Linked DNA regions of Homo sapiens: region 1 is linked to region 2. The links are chromatin loops, found by intact Hi-C in ENCODE. Cell type or tissue: heart left ventricle. All regions are shown on one strand. Links, peaks and the distances in the headings refer to the core of each region. The heading gives the core; the rest is flanking DNA.

What was found. Peaks named below come from ENCODE experiments on the same cell type or tissue, not always from the same donor. Only the 100,000 strongest peaks of a DNase experiment are listed, where the experiment ranks them.
Region 1: it touches region 2 in a loop (2.0-fold over the local background); 4 of 110 quality-filtered maps call a loop at or near these places.

The regions. Positions count from the first base shown.
Region 1 is chr15:50,491,490-50,499,833 of GRCh38, reverse strand. USP8 (ubiquitin specific peptidase 8) reads right to left here. Exons shown (of 20, transcript NM_005154.5): 15 at 6,921-7,133; 16 at 5,554-5,764; 17 at 3,750-3,986; 18 at 2,603-2,745; 19 at 1,106-1,238; 20 at 1-931. The coding sequence ends at 746. It also overlaps a transcript of USP50 not described here. Among named protein-coding and RNA genes, the nearest start is that of USP50, 51 kb to the left of the region's middle. In heart left ventricle, for the core only: no CTCF peak of the experiment used is centred there; no DNase peak of the experiment used is centred there.
Region 2 is chr15:50,640,942-50,649,285 of GRCh38, reverse strand. TRPM7 (transient receptor potential cation channel subfamily M member 7) reads left to right here. Exons shown (of 39, transcript NM_017672.6): 4 at 401-599; 5 at 5,733-5,946. LOC128092252 reads left to right here. Exons shown (of 4, transcript NM_001414947.1): 4 at 401-484. The coding sequence ends at 484. Among named protein-coding and RNA genes, the nearest start is that of TRPM7, 42 kb to the left of the region's middle. In heart left ventricle, for the core only: no CTCF peak of the experiment used is centred there; no DNase peak of the experiment used is centred there.

The DNA.
Region 1 (8,344 bases), core at 261-8,260, 150 kb after region 2:
TACTGTCCTATATTTGATAATACAATATTAAAGACAGAACACCCACAGGGTTATAAATTATTTTTCTCATTAAGATTTTAATGTAGCTGTAAATGAAATTCTCGTTTTAAAAAAATTAAAGTTTCCATTTTTTTTTTTAGAATAAAGATTTAGTGCACAAATACAGCCCAAAGCCAACAGAAAAATTGCTTTGCCCTGTCATTTCCCTAAGAAAGCACTGAAGTTAACTCAAAATAGGCTGAAAGAAAAAAAGCAATCCTCTGAGTTCTAGGTTTCACAAAAGGACCACGTGTTAAACTATGTACATCGATTTGATGTGCAAGTATGCAATAAATATGTACACATACATTCCTATCTGCTTTACATCATTCTAGAGTATTCATAGTATATCAAGATGGGATTTAGAAATGTGAAAAGGCCATAACAGTGAAAAGGAAAAAAAAAAGATAACAATAGTTTTTAGACCAGTCGAATAATAATGCTTAGCTAGTTAATTATTTTAACTTTGGAGCAGACTAAAAAAGTTGTTTTGAAATAAATGGTACCTGTAAGTGATGATTACTGCAATACTTGTTAAATGTTATTTGTCAGCACTGACCGGAATTATATAGTGCTAGTAACACAGCTCCCACTGTCCTAGAATTCCTCTAAATGGCCAGCTATAGCTACCATTATCCTGATAAGCATTTCAAGAGTTGTGTTGCTGAGCCTTTTAAAAGATAACTAGTTTATAACCTATGTCTCCTTATGTGGCTACATCAGTTACTCGTGGTCCCAATGAAGTATAAAAGAGGATATAAGCTGCTGAAGATTTCACAGAAGAAACGGAGATATCAGAAACTTCATGATCATCAAACTTAAACCACCGTTGTCTTGCTGCATTTTTACAATAGGCTGTGTAGTGGCCTCCATCCAGCCCACCGTAGTGATTCTGTGCCAAACAAGATAGAAAAAAAAATCAATTCAGTTAAAATTGTTATTTAAAATACGCCAATAGTTTCAAAGCTTTATGTTGTTCTTACTCTTCCATGAGGTAGGAAACCACTTAAAACTTTTTTTAAACTTGCTTTGAAACAAAAAGTCTTCAGTTCAAAGAGATACTTACTGAAACAGAAAACAAATTATATTTCTTCAAATTGTTCTTTGGACCAATAACATACTGTGACAAGTCAAGATTTTCTAACGGGAAGTCCACAGATGTCTGTAATTTTTGTTTCCACCTGCCATCGTAGGAAAAACTGCAGAACAAAACATTACAATTACACTGACAGAGGAAGATACCAGGATGAATCCTCATTCATTAACATCTAGATTTTTAGCCAGGACTGTAAAATCCATTTCAAATACAAAGACTTGGAATTTTAGTAGTAGAGGAACCTGTTAAAGACATTTGGCTTCATTTCCATTTTACAAACAAGAAAACTGAGGCATATGGATATTTAATGATGTGCCTAAGGTCAAACAGCCAGAATGGTAGAGGTAGGACTATACTCTGGTCCAGCTACAACTGCTACATGAGTCTTCTAGGAAGGTAAGACCCACATGTTTATAATGCTGACCACCACAAAAGAAAGAATGACAGCTGCTCTCGAGTCAAGCTTGTACTTCAGAGAAAACTAGAGCCAGAAATTGAGAGTAGGAGACTACTGACTAAAATAATGTCATTCATTCCATTATTCTGGCATATTCTGCTCCTTTAAACATCAAAACAATGATATCTTGGTTGGTGTAATATGGTTATTTCATAATTTTGAAAATATTCAGCATTAAAAATTTTAGCAAATGTGTAATCACTTATAGAATGTTTATACTTCCAGAATCCTCAACTAGGACAATGGAAAAAACTAGCTTTTGTTAGAAAAATTTACACAAGAGAAATCTGAACATGTAAATTTGGAAATTAATATATGGAACTAAGAATCTCAATACAAGATAAAACATTTTTAACAGAAATGCTTTTTTGACACAAAAATTACAGCTCTCAATAAAAAAGTGCAACTTCCTTTAAAAAGTTTTTCAAATAATCAACTCAAAGTTCTTGAGTTACATGGATTATGTGATTATGTGAAGACCAAAGAATCAGCAAAAGATCTGGTTCGTGTTTTATAACTCTTGTCATTATTCCTTCTATTATAGGACTAGATCTTTTCCATCAATTGGAAAAATCTGGATGAAATTATTTCTGCACTTAATGGTATCGTTAACATATTTTATCATTAAAATACTTTAAAAATTATAAATTTTATTTAACACATAACTAAGTCTGTTATGCTTTAGTCTGCTGTTTGAATGTTACATTTCATGTGCTAATTTGTTTGAATTATACTGTAATATTTTTATACATTTTCACTTGATGCTTTGTAATTATTTAAAATTATAAGGAATTACATGAAATAGTGGTATTGTCATTTTGCTGTGGTACTGAAAACACTGAGGTGAACTAACAGTCTCATTTCTGCTTTATTTCCCTAGATCTACTGTAACCAGATAATCGCCCTTTGTTATGTGCCCATGGCAGGCAGTACAACAAGTATAAATTACACAGAACTTAAAATTCCCTCATTTAATTTCACTGAACAGGAGGACAAACTTTCCCCTTTACCGTTTCAGATGCACTAAAAGCACAGGTGGTAACTTCCAGATTTCTATCTTTTTTAGAGAATCCCGTCGAGCTCTGCAATGACTGCAGTAAAATCTGTTGTTATCTGTGAGTTTTTCTTCTTTGGAAAATAATCTAAGGCAATCCTGGCAGAAAAAAACAAGTAGCAGATACTCGTTAATTCGATTCTTCAATAATGTCAGAGAGCACCTATTTAGTTAGTCACTCTGCAGGCACCAGTGATTCAACAGCAATCTACACAAAAGAGTTCCTGCCTTCCCAAAGCTTGTGATCTAGTGAGAAGCATAGACAAGTGAACAATGACAGCACAGAGTGTGGTGAGTGCTACCTACAGTGTGTTGTGACAGGACACAGGAAAGCCCCTAACCTGGTCAATCAGAGAAACCCTGTTGGAGGAAATGACATTCTGGAGGTACTTTAAGACTAAAGGTATCAACAAGCTTTTATATAAGAAACATTGTTGATACATGGAAAACAGGATATTTATTTGATATCCCCATGTAAAGCAAATGCTTATGAAAAGTAGGCCTAAGTTAGTCAACAGACAACTTTCCAAATTAACTTATAAAACTTTTTAAAAACATACTAACAATCCTGAAATCCTGAAAGAATATTTAATAAAGGTATCTTTAAAAAAGAAATTTCTAATTCTTTCTAATCTACATAGGCCTAATTATAAAACAGAATTTATATTGAGTTTTACTGATAAAAGGTTTTTTTTTTTTTTTTTTTTAAGACGGAGTCTTGTTCTGTCCCCTAGGCTGGAGTGCAGTGGCGAGATCTCAGCTCACTGTAAACTCCGCCTCCAGGGTTCACGCCATTCTCCTGCCTCAGCCTCCTGAGTAGCGGGGACTACAGGTGCCCACCACCACGCCCGGCTAATTTTTTGTATTTTTAGTAGAGATGGGGTTTCACCGTGTTATCCAGGATGGTCTCGATCTCCTGACCTCGTGATCCGCCCACCTCGGCCTCCCAAAGTGCTGGGAGTACAAGGTATGAGCCACTGCGCCCGGCCGAGTTTTACTGATAAAATGTTTGTAAGGGTAAAGACCAGAAATTTACATCTCTATATCCATAAAAACAGCATTTTTATCCAATAAATCATTTTCTCTCTACTTCTTAAACTTACCTGTAATGTACATTTACTTGTGGATGCTAGTGGTAGAGACAAATACATGAAGGCCTCAAATGTCCTAGACTTTTTGTGACATGTGAGGCACTGTACTGTAGATTTGAATTGACCCTGAAAAAGTGCAACAATAATAGACTCATTGAGCTGCTTGTGTTTCTGCCAGGCATGTTCTGCAGCTTTAAAGTCATCGAGATGATCATTATTTTCTTCTTTATATCTCTTCCGATTATCAGCCTGGAAATAAAATGATTTAAGCTCTATATTAATATCTCAAAGAAAACATTTAAATTGAAAGAATAAAAGTGAATACAAACACTTGCCAGATTTAGAAACACCTGTAGTTCTCATAAAGGAGTTCTGATCTCACTGAGTGTGGCAAAAAATAATTCTAGCCAAAAATACCAAAAAAAACTCACTCACTTTATTGAAGGAATGTGACTTGTTGAAATTTCCCAAATTTTTATTTAAAAAGCTGAAAAGGGCCAGATGTGGTGGTTCATGCTTGTAATCCCAGCATTCTGGGAAGCCAAGGCAGGAGGACTGCTTGGGGCCAGGAGTTCGAGACCAACTTGTGCAACATAGTGAGACCCCCCCCTCCAATCTCTACTAAAAAAAGAAAAAGCTAAAAAGTTTGGTTTTTAGAAAAGATATCCCACATATAGCTGGGAATTAGGGCTACAACTGGACATATATAATTTTGTTGCCCTAGCCTCTCTCTCTCTATATATGTATATATGTATGTGTATATATATGTGTATATATGTATGTATATATACACGTATATATGTATATATGTATGTGTATATATATGTGTATATATGTATGTATATATACACGTATATATATATACACAAATATTTTTGTGTAGGTGTGTGTGTATATATATATATATCTGTTCAGTGGTTAAGAATGGTGACCCCAAAATATGTGAGACAAAAAGTGCTAAAAAGAAGTTGTAGTATGTAAATGGAGGGTGGTCATTTATGTATACATACATGCCTTTATAATAACTAGTCACATGAGTCATTTGGTTACATGGAGTAATTTTTTTTTTTTTTTTTTTTAGAAAGAGTCTCACTCTGTCGCCCAGGCTGGAGTGCAGTGGTCACTGCAATCTCGGCTCACTGCAACTTCTGCCTCCCAGGTTCAAGCGATTCTCCTGCTTCAGCCACCTGAGTAGCTGGGATTACAGGCACATGCCACTACACCCAGCCAATTTTTGTATTTTTAGTAGAGACGAGGTTTTGCCATGTTGGCCAGGCTGGGCTCAAACTCCTGACCTCAGGTGATCCACCAGCCTTGGCCTCCCAAAGTACTGGGATTACAGGCATAAGCCACTGTGCCCAGCCAAGTAATTCTTATTTTAGAAGGATGTGTAAGAATAAAGGCATGTTCCACTTTCAGCAAGGGACTGGGAAAAAGAAAAGAATAAGGATATGTACAATAACATATACATATTATATAAACATAACATACAATAAAAATGCTCAAACTGTCTATAATCTTTTATAAGATCATTTGTTTATGATTTTACTTTCACATACATGTGGGTCACAAACGCCAATAACTATTTTAACATTTGCAAATTTCTCAGCAATACTGCTTGTTAATTAGTAAATACCAACTGTATATGCTTCAAATATTACACTTACCTGATGTTTTATAATTCTCTTATACAGTCACTATTTGAATAAACAAGCACTGAACTATCACCAACTAGAATTTTAAACTGCTATAAAAATACAGTGCTACTGAGCAACCCTAAAGAGTCTCTGCAACTTAGAAAAATCAAATTTCTTACTTTATTTAGATCTTCATGGAGACCATCCATTAGGAACAGAAGCAATTCTTGTGAATCTTGCTGACTGTATCCTGCAAACTGGTCATTGATCTTCCCAATGGTGATTTTAAAGTCCTTTGGACTGATATATCTATACTGTCCTGTCCACAGGGCTTTCATGATTATACCAAATTCTTCTGCCACTTCACCTTTATGCCCCAACAAATTTGACCTGTGCAAATAAAAGTTGTTACAAAAGACAATAAAGGAAATTTAAAAGTTAAGCAAGGTACAGTAGATTCTTGATGTCAACATGAAATTATTCACATACTGTAGCACTACATTAAACTACTTATTTATTTGCAGGCTCACCACCAGATTCTCATCTGAATCTGACTTGCTTACATCCCTTCAGCTTCCTTCTTTTGGCTGCAAGCCCTGCATGGTCTCCTCATCATCAACAGGCTCCAGTTCATGACAGCGAGGTTCTGCCTTCTGGCACTGCTCTCATCCTGTCTGTCCTTTACTAATCAGAGAAGGCTTTACTCTTTTTTGAGATAGGGTCTCATTCTGTCACCCAGGCTGGTGGAGTATAGCGGCACAATCACGGCTCACTGCAGCCTTGACCTTCTGGGCTCAGGTGATCCTCCCACCTTAGCCTCCCAAGTAGCAGGGACTATAGGCATGTATCACCACACCTAGCTAATTTTTGTAGAGACGGAGTTTTGCCTTGTTGCCCAGACTGGTCTCAAACTCCTGGGCCCCAAGTGATCTGCCCACGTCAGCCTCCCAAAGTGCTAGGATTACCAGTGTGAGCCACCATGCCCAGCCTTCATTATTCCTAAGGATAAAGATATTTTCCCCTTTCCTAATTTGACTTTTCTGGAGCTGAGTGGTAAGTACTATGGTTTGAAAGGTAAAATGGGTTCTTGATGTCAACATGAAATTATTCACATACTGTAGCCCTACACCAAAATGCTTACTTATTCATAGGTTACCACCAGATTCACGTCAAATATTCCAAAATTCAGGTGTTGCCAATGTGACAGGATTAAGAGATGGGGCCTTTAAAGAGGTGATAAGGCCATGAGGGCTCCCCTCCCGGGTGAACAGGATTAGGTGCCGTTTAGGGCTCGACAGGACGAGTCTGTCCTCTTTCGCTTCCACCTTCTACCCTGTGAGGATGCAGCAAAAAAGCGCACCAGATGCCGGCACCTAGACGATGGCCTTCCCAGTCAAGAACTAAGAGAAAATAAATTTTTGTTCTTTACAAATTATCTAGTCTTAGGTATTTTGTTATAGCAGCAGAAAACTAATGGACTAAGACAGTAAATATGGTTAGATCATCCTTTTAGCATTATAATGCAAAAAGTATGACATGTATTTACCTGTTAATATCATCCTGATAACAGTTTCGGTTGAAATAATCAGCCAAATGTGGAGCGTTACATAGGCACTGCAATATTGAGTTCATATAACAAGTATTTCCTAAGTTACGAAGTCCAGTAAGAGCTGGTCCAGAACCTCCAAAAACAGGATTGAGGTTCCGAATCTGAGAAGCAGAAAGCCTTGAGATCTCAGCTTTAGGATAACATGTTGGCCTGAGGAAGAAAAAGGATACAAGATGTCTTAAAATGCTGAGCATATGAAATTAAGGTTCTATACTATAAATGGCAGCAAACTGTAGCACCTGTACCACAGGCATCTTGTAAACAGTTAATATGTTAACTCATAAGATGCTGGGCCTTCCAGGACATTTAATATTTAGGTTAACATTAGTCATACGACTAAGGTCTCAGACCTTCCCATGAAACACATACCTTTAACCTCTTAATGTGGGTCATGGTTCTTAGAGACACCTTGAGATAGATTATCTCACTTCTCATGAACTAGGAGCTCTAGTAGAGAAGGCTCTTTTAAACTCCTTTAAATGATCCCTGGAAGTTTGGCATTATCAAATGTTTGAACTCACCCAGAATGCCAAATGAGGAATAATAAAAAAATAAAAACAAAAACAAAAAAAACCATACCGTGGAGTAGATATCAAGGGAAGCAGAGGTTATTTGGGTACTATTACTTAAATTCTAGAGTGTGTTGACTATTCACGGATGGATACACAATCACAGTAAAAAAATACAGTTCCAGCTGGGCTCAATGGCTGTCTATAATCCCACCACTTTGGGAGGCCGAGGTGGGCAGATCACCTGAGGTCAGGAGTTTGAGACCAGCCTGGCCAACATGGTGAAACCCCGTCTCTACTAAAAATACAAAAAGTAGCTGGGCATGATAGTGGACGTCTATAGTCCCAGCTACTCAGGAGGCTGAGGCAGGAGAATCGCTTGAGGAGGCAGACGTTGCAGTGAACTGAGATCATGCCACTGCACTTCAGCCTGGGCAACAGGGTGAGATTCCGTCTCAAAAAAAAAAAATTCCTTAGTTGCACTAATCACGTTTCAAAGTAGACACAAACCATACTGGACAGCACAGATACAGTACATTTCTATCACCATGGAAAGATCTGCTGGACAGTGCTGGGGCAGAGAATGCCTTCTAGACTTCTGTAATATGGTGTGTTTGATTTATATGTGGAACTACTAGAACTGCTGAAGCATAAGGAAAATCTTAACTGATAGGTCTTTTTTCTTTTTTAATTAATCCTTAACGTTCTTCCACCCCTAAAAGTAATACTGAGAACAGATTAAACTATATTTCAATCAGCTCCTCTTTACCTGTACTCAGGTGCATGTACTCGTGTGCTTTTTCTGTTCAATATATAAAAAAATACACAAACAGCATACAGTCCTTAAAACAT
Region 2 (8,344 bases), core at 201-8,200:
TTAAAATTTTTTGTCAAGTCAGGGTCTTGCTGTGTTTCTTAGGATGGTCTTGAACTTTTGACCTCAAGGTCCTCCAGCCATGGCCTCCCACAGTGTTGGGATTACCCGCGTGAGCCACAGCCGGTGTAAATACTATTTCTGTTATATGCCTATGCCATGTTTTGTAGATGCCTCATGTTAAATTTAGATGATGAATTCATCTTAGACTAATTATACTATTTCAGTGCTATGATGAAGGTATTAATATATAGATATCCTAAAATCAAAAAGCTTATTTTTATACTTATATAAAATATAAAAATTTTAAAGCTTATATTTGTCGGTTCATTCACTTTTAATTCCATTTTTTCATTAACTCTAATTTTTTGAAGGGTGTTTTAATCTCACCTTTTTCTTTTAGGTGTTTTTGTGGTCGCTTGGTCAAGCAACATGCTTGTTTTACTGCAAGTCTTGCCATGAAATACTCAGATGTGAAATTGGGTGACCATTTTAATCAGGCAATAGAAGAATGGTCTGTGGAAAAGCATACAGAACAGAGCCCAACGGATGCTTATGGAGTCATAAATTTTCAAGGGGGTTCTCATTCCTACAGAGCTAAGGTATGTCACATATTGGATTTTTCTTCATTTATGTTGTTATTTAAATAATAAACATCACAATTTGTGTAGCAATATTGACAAAAAGTTGGTCTCAGTAATTTATTTGTATATTTTAAAGTACAAAGGTGCATACAAATATAGAATTGTATCTTTCTGGTGGATTGAACCTTTCATCATTATAAAATGTGTTTTGTTTCTTGTCATTTTTCTTGACATGGTTTGCTTTTTCTGCAATCAGTGTAGTTAAGCCATCTTTCTTCCTTTTCGGTTTTAACCTTTTATGTTTAAGAGATGTCTTTTAATTGTTTTTAAAAATGTTGTCTGCTGTGTATTTAAGTTTAAATTTACCATTATGTTATTAGTTATCTATTTGTCTCACTTTTTTCTTTGTTCTGTTTTTTTTCTTGTATTATTTTGGATTAAATATTTTTTATTATTTTCTTACTCCTTTATTAGCATATTATTTATACAGTCATCCTTCAGGGGGCTTGGTTTCAGGACTTCCCTCAGATACCAAAGTCTACAGATTATCAATAGTATTTGGATGTAATCTATGCACACCCTCTTGTATAGTTTAAATCATCTCTAGATTCCTTATAATATCTAATATAGGCCAGGCACAGTGGCTCACGCCTATCATCCCAACACTTTTGAGAGGGTGGAAGGATGGCTTGAGGCTAGGAGTTGGAGACCAGCCTGGGCAAAATAGTGAGACTCTGTCTCTACTTAAAATAAAAATATTAATAAAATGCCCAATACAATGTAAATAGTTGTTAAATTGCACTGTTAAGGAATAATGACAGGTAAATAAAGTCTACACATGTTTAGTATAGGCTCAATGTTTTTTCTTGAATATATTTGATTCACCGTTGGTTGAAACCATAAACGTGGATCCCACAGATACAGAAGGCCTACTATATGTTCTTTTTCTATTCTTTTTTTTTTGAGATGGTGTCTCTGTTGCCCAGGCTGGAGTGCGGTGGCGCAATCTCGGCTCACTGCAACCTCCGGCCTCCTGGGTTCAAGCAGTTCTCCTGCCTCAGCCTCCAGAGTAGCTGGGACTACAAGTGTGTGCCACCATGCCCAGCTAATTTTTTGTATTTTTAGTAGAGACAGGGTTTCATTGTGTTAGCCAGGATGGTCTCCATCTCCTGACCTCATGATCTGCCCGCCTCGGCCTCCTAAAGTGCTGGGATTACAGGCCTGAGCCACTGTGCCCGGCCTGTTTTTCTGTTCTTTAGAAAAAGAATATTATAGGTCAGGCACGGTGGCTCACGCCTGTAATCCCAGCACTTTGGGAATCCAAGGTGGGTGGATCACCTGAGATCAGGAGTTTGAGATCAGCCTGGCCAACATAGTGAAACCCTGTCTCTACTAAAAATACAAAAATTAGTCGGGCGTGGTGGCACGAGCCTGTAGTCCCAGCTACTTGGGAGGCTGAAGCAGGATAATCACCTAAACTTGGGAGGTGAAGGTTGCAGTGAACCGAGATCGCGCCACTGCACTCCAGCCTGGGTGACAGAGCAAGACTGTCTCAAAAAAAGAAAAAGAATACTATAATAAATGTGATAATGTGATAAAATGCATTTTTAACTTGTTATATGCAGTCATGCATCACTTAAGAATGGGGATATGTTCTCAGAGATGTGTTAGGCAATTTCATCATGCTAACACCGTAGAGTGTATTCAGACCTAGATGGTATAGCCTACTATATGCCTAGGCTATATGGTATAGCCTATTGCTTTTAGGCTGTAAACCTCTATGGCATGTTATTGTACTAAATATGGTAGGCAGGTGTAACAGTGTAACACAATGGGAAATATGTGTCTAAATATATATAAACAAGAAAAAGGTACAGAAGTATGGTATTATAATATTAGGGAACCACCTTATGTATGCAGTTCATCATTAATCAAAATGTGTGGCACATGACTGTACTGTAAATTAATCCTTTACCACTTTTTCAACAATGCAGGAACCTTTGGAATATTTGAAACTGCACTTATTTCTCTTAAGACTTATGTGCTCTTGTCAGCATGAATTTTAATTTTCTGTTTTAAACCCCTAAAACAGTTATTATTTATTTAGATTTGAACATTTTAACCTTGGCATGGTAGCTCATGCCTGTAATCTCAGCACTTTTGGAGGCCTAGGCAGGAGGATCACTTGAGTTCAGGAGTTTGAGACCAGCCTGGGCAACATAGTGAGACCTTGTCTGTACTAAAATTCAAAAATATTAGCTGGGCATGCTGATACACGCCTGTAGTCCCAGCTACTTGGGAGCCTGAAGCAGGAGGATCAGTTGAGCCTGAGAAGTTGAGGCTGCAGTGAGCCTTGGACCATGTCACCAAAGTCTAGCCTGGGCAACAGAGCCAGACCTTGCCTGAAAAACAAATAACAACAGCAAAAACCATTTTAACCTCTACATTGTTCTGCCTGCCTCCGTGTTCTGATGAGGAAAACCTTGCCCAACAGTGAGCTCATCATCTCTCCAAGTTTTTCTTTTCTCCTGGATCCCGATCCTACAAATTCTCACTGCCTTTGTACCCTGCTAATGTCTTTTTTTTTTTTTTTTGAGACTCGCTCTGTTGCCCAGGCTGGAGTGCAGTGGCGCGATCTCAGCTCACTGCAACCTCTGCCTCCTGGGTTCAAGCGATTCTCCTGCTTCAGCCTCCCGAGTAGCTGGGATTACAGACAGGGTTTCACCATGTTGGCCAGGCTGGTCTGGAACTCTTGACCTCAAGTGATCCACCTGCCTCCGCCTCCGCCTCCCAAAGTGCTGGGATTACAGGTGTGAGCCACCATGCCCGGCCACCTGCTAATGTATTCAAGCAGGTGTTATTGTTCTTTTTTCTAGTTTTTCTAGTTCCCAGGGGCAGAGTATGTCCAAATCAACCTAGCCCATCATTGTAGGAAGTGGAATTTCTCATTTATCTCTAATATAGTATTAAAAACATTAACTTTAGACTGCTTCTCTAATACTACTTTATGTGCCCAAATATAATAATGAGTTAAACAAAACTGATACAGAAAGACTTATTATAGAACAAATCCGGCTGGGCACGGTGGCTTATGCCTGTAATCCCAGAACTTTGGGAAGCCAAGGCAGATGGATCACCTGAGGTCAGGAGTTCAAGACCAGCCTGACCAACATGGCAAAACCCTGTCTCTACTAAAAATACAAAAAGTAGCTGGGCCTGGTGGTGCGCACCTATAATCCCAGCTACTCTGCTTAGGAGGCTGAGGCAGGAGAATCTCTTGAACCCGGGAGGCATTCCAGCCTGGGCGACAGAGCGGGACTTTGTCAAAAAAAAAAGAACAAATCCTATTTACAAAGCATTCTTGGTCTGGTGTGGTAGCTCATGCCTATAATCCCAGCACTTTGGGAGGCCGAGGCAGGCAGATCACTTGAGCCCGGGAGTTCAAGACCAGCCTGGGCAACATGGTGAAACCTTGTGTCTACCAAAAATACAAAAAAATTAACCATGCTGGGTGCCGTGTGTCTGTAATCCCAGCACTTTGGGAGGCTGAGGTGGGCAGATCACTTGAGCCCAAGAGTTCAAGACCAGCCTGGGCAACATGGTGAAACCTTGTGTCTACAAAAAATATTTAAAAAATTAGCTACGCAGGGTGCCCTGTGTCTGTAGTCCCAGCTGCTTGGGAGGCTGAGGTGGGAGGATGGCTTGAGCCTGGGAGGCAGAGGCTGCAGTGAGCCGTGGTGGCGCCACTGCACTCCAGCCTGGGCAACAGAGCCTGACCGTGTCTAAAAAAAACAAAACAAAACCAAAAACCAAAGTATTCTTAAGGGACTCCAGTCTTCTACTCAGTTTTATGGAATTCTGGGGTTTTTTGGGCTTCATTTCTTTTTTTTTTTTTTTTTTTTTTTTTGAGACGCAGTTTCGCTCTTGTTGCCCAGCCTGGAGTGCAATGGCACAGTCTCAGCTCCCTGGAACCTCTGCCTCCTGGGTTCAAGCAATTCTCTTGCCTCAGCCTCCCAAGTAGCTGGGATTACAAGCACTCACGCCTAGCTAATTTTTTTGTATTTAGTAGAGACGGGGTTTCACCATGTTGGTCAGGCTGGCCTCGAACGCTTGACCTCAGGTGATCCACTTGCCTTGGCCTCCCACAGTGCTGGGATTACAGGCGTGAGCCACTGTGCCTGGCCTTTTGGCTTCATTTGTTTGTCAGTACTGAGATTTTCAGTAGTGTTTGATCTTTGTAAAGGAATGGGAAATACATCATTTTGCAAATAAGGTTTCTTAGAGATGATTTTTAAATGTCTCAATGTCTGAATACTTGAAGTTTCTTATGAGCTACTTCATATATGTGCTTTAGGCCAAGAGAATGAATTAATGTGAGTATAGCAAGTAAGTCTTATGATATCACTTAAACAGGAAGTTAATTTTTAAAATCTTTCAAACCAGAAGAAGTTATTTCACACACGATAGCTTTTTTTTCTATTTTTCTATAGAAAGATGTTTTCAAAAATTAAACTGGAGAATCCATCCGAACACCATGAAATGTTGATTACGATTTTCTGATTATTTCTCAGTCTGATCAAATCCAGTTATTTACAGTGAAGAAAATAATCATCTATATTAAATATATCTTTTTAAATTTTACTCCATAGTCACAATTCATTTATAAATGGACTAGATCATTGCCAAACTTTCATACAAATAATTCAGTATTTGCCTCTCTTCATAGCAAGAGCCTTAGAAGCCTCCATATTTTTCCCCCCTAATTCCTTTTTTTTCCTTTTCCGATCCTCTTCAGCCAGTCTTAATGTTTCTAACTCACTGTGTAGTCATAGTTAAAGAAGGCAATAAATACTGCAGGTACTTGGGTAAATTGGGTCAATGGTAATTGAGTTTAAACAGAAAGAGTAACATTTGTGTCTAAATGTTTAAAAGTTAGTTTCGCTATTTCTGTAGATCTCACAGAATGATTTTTTCAACTTTAAAATCATTTACTATTGCTTATTCCTTGGAGTATAAATATATTGAAAATAGCCTATGAAATCTCTTTTTACATAATCTGATTCATATAAAATTTTCCAAAGTCATATAATGTCACATTATGAAACCTGTGAACATGTTCAATTATTTTCTCCTTTTAAAATCTTTTTCTAGTATGTGAGGCTATCATATGACACCAAACCTGAAGTCATTCTGCAACTTCTGCTTAAAGAATGGCAAATGGAGTTACCCAAACTTGTTATCTCTGTACATGGGGGCATGCAGAAATTTGAGCTTCACCCACGAATCAAGCAGTTGCTTGGAAAAGGTCTTATTAAAGCTGCAGTTACAACTGGAGCCTGGATTTTAACTGGAGGAGTAAACACAGGTAATGTGATGATTATACCAATTTTATTTAGTGTGTTTTAATTTTTTTTTTTGAGACGGACTCTCACTCTGTTGCCAGGCTGGAGTGCAATGGCACAATCTCGGCTCACTGCAACCTCTGCCTCCCGGGCTCAAGCAATTCTCCTGCCTCAGCCTCCAGAGTAGCTGGGATTACAGGCCTGCGCCACCATGCCCGGTTAATTTTTGTATTTTTAGTAGAGACGAGGTTTCACCATATTGGTCAGGCTGGTCTCGAACTGCTGACCTCGTGATCCGCAAAATTATCCTCCCAAAATGCTGGGATTACAGGCATTAGCCACCACGCCCGGCCCTTAAATTTTTTTATAATAGCAATTAGATATTTGAAATACAGATCAACACTGAATATAGATATACTTAACTCTTGATAAATAATCTACAGTTTGTAGGTAAAAATGATAATCGAACCTGTTTGGTTATTATTTTGTCTTTAAAAAAAAAACGCAACACTTTAGAGCAGGATTTGGCAAACTATAGCCTGTGTGCCAAATCCAGCCCAAACCTTGAATAAAGATTTACTGGAACATTCACTTATTTACTGTATTAGTCTGTTTTCATACTGCTATAAAGAACTGCCCGAGACTTGGTAATTTATAAAGGAAAGAGGTTTAATTGACCCACAGTTCAGCATGACTAGGGAGCCTCAGGAAATTTATAATCATGGTGGAAGGTGAAGGGGAAGCAAGGCACCTTCTTACACAAAGTGGCAGGAAGGAGAAGTGCCACGCGAAGAGGGAAGAGCCCCTTATAAAGCCATCAGATCTTGGGAGAACTCAGTCACTATCACCAGAACAGCATTGGGGAAACCGCCCCCATGATTCAGTTACTTCCACCTGGTCTCTCCCGTAAAACCTGGGGATTATAGGGATTACAATTCAAGATCAGATTTGAGTGGGGATGCAAAGCTTAACCATATCAGTTTATATATTGTCTATGGCTATTTTTGTGCTGTAACAGCAGAGGTGAATAGTTGTGACAGAGATGGTATACCCTATAAAGCTTATACTGTTTAGCCTTTTAGAAAAAGGTTTTTGACCCTACTGTAGAGCAAAGCATTATTTCCATCACTTTCCTTCTAGTGGTAAATTGATACAAGAATGGCAATCCATTGCCTCAGCAGCAGTAAGAAGTAGCTTTCAAAAATTAATTTGTAACATACTACTGTCTTTTATTCTATATCTTCCCTATCACATATACAGGTTGAATATAAAGAGGGCAGATTACTTTCATTGTCTAAAATAAAACATTTAAGTCAGCTTGCAAACATCTAATTCATTATCAGCAACTTTTTTTTTTTTTTTTTTGAGACAGAGTCTTGCTGTCACCCAGGCTGGAGTGCAGTGGTGCCATCTCAGCTCACTGCAACCTCCACCTCCCGGGTTCAAGTGATTCTCATGTGTCAGCCTCCCAAGTAGCTGGGATTACAGGTGCCCGTCACCACACGTGGCTAAGTTTTGTATTTTTACTAGAGATGGGGTTTCACTATGTTGGTCAAGCTGGTCTTGAACTTCTGACCTCAGGTGATCCGCCCGCCTAGGCCTCCCAAAGTACTGGGGTTACAGGTGTGAGCCACTGCACCTGGCCAGCAGCTATTTTTTGAACCTCATTGTGTCAGAAGTTTTTGAGGCTGCTAAGAATTTATTCCATAAACAGTAAAAATATCTACCTTCATGGAACTTCTAGTGGGGGAGATAAAGATAAGAAACAGATAACTCAGTAATGTATAACGTGTTAGATGCTGATAAGTGTTATGCAGACACATGAAGTCAAGAAGAGGGATAGTGAGGGATGATGGAAGGGCTGCTATTTTGTTACATGGTCAAGGAGAGCTGATAAGGTGACAGTTGAGGAGAAATGGAAATGAGGAAGCAAGGTACAAGAAAAACATAAGGCAAAGCATGTAAAGGGGAGGAGATGGCTCGTGTGTTGGAAGAATAGTAAGAACAGTCTAATATAGCTTGAGTGGAATAAGCAGAGAGTGCTAGGTGATGAAGTCAGAAGTTCTGGTGTATGGTGGTAGAGAAGCATGGTGACTAGTAGAGGCAGTAGGCAGTTCATCGCATGAGGCCTTGGGGACCGTTATAAGCATTTTGGCTTCTGCTCTGAATGAGAAGAGGAGGTTTTAAGTAGAGAGTCAACAGCTGCAAAGATCACTCGGATGATGTTTTCAAAATGGAGTATAATGGCAAGGCAGCAGTTGAAAGACCTACGAAGATGCTATTTTCATAATTTGGGTGAGGGATGAGATGTGATGCATTATGGAGATCAAACTGAGTGATGCATTAGTTTGCCGGGGCTGCTGTAACCAAATATCACAGACTGGGTGGCTTAAAAACAGAAATTTATTTTCTCATGGTTTC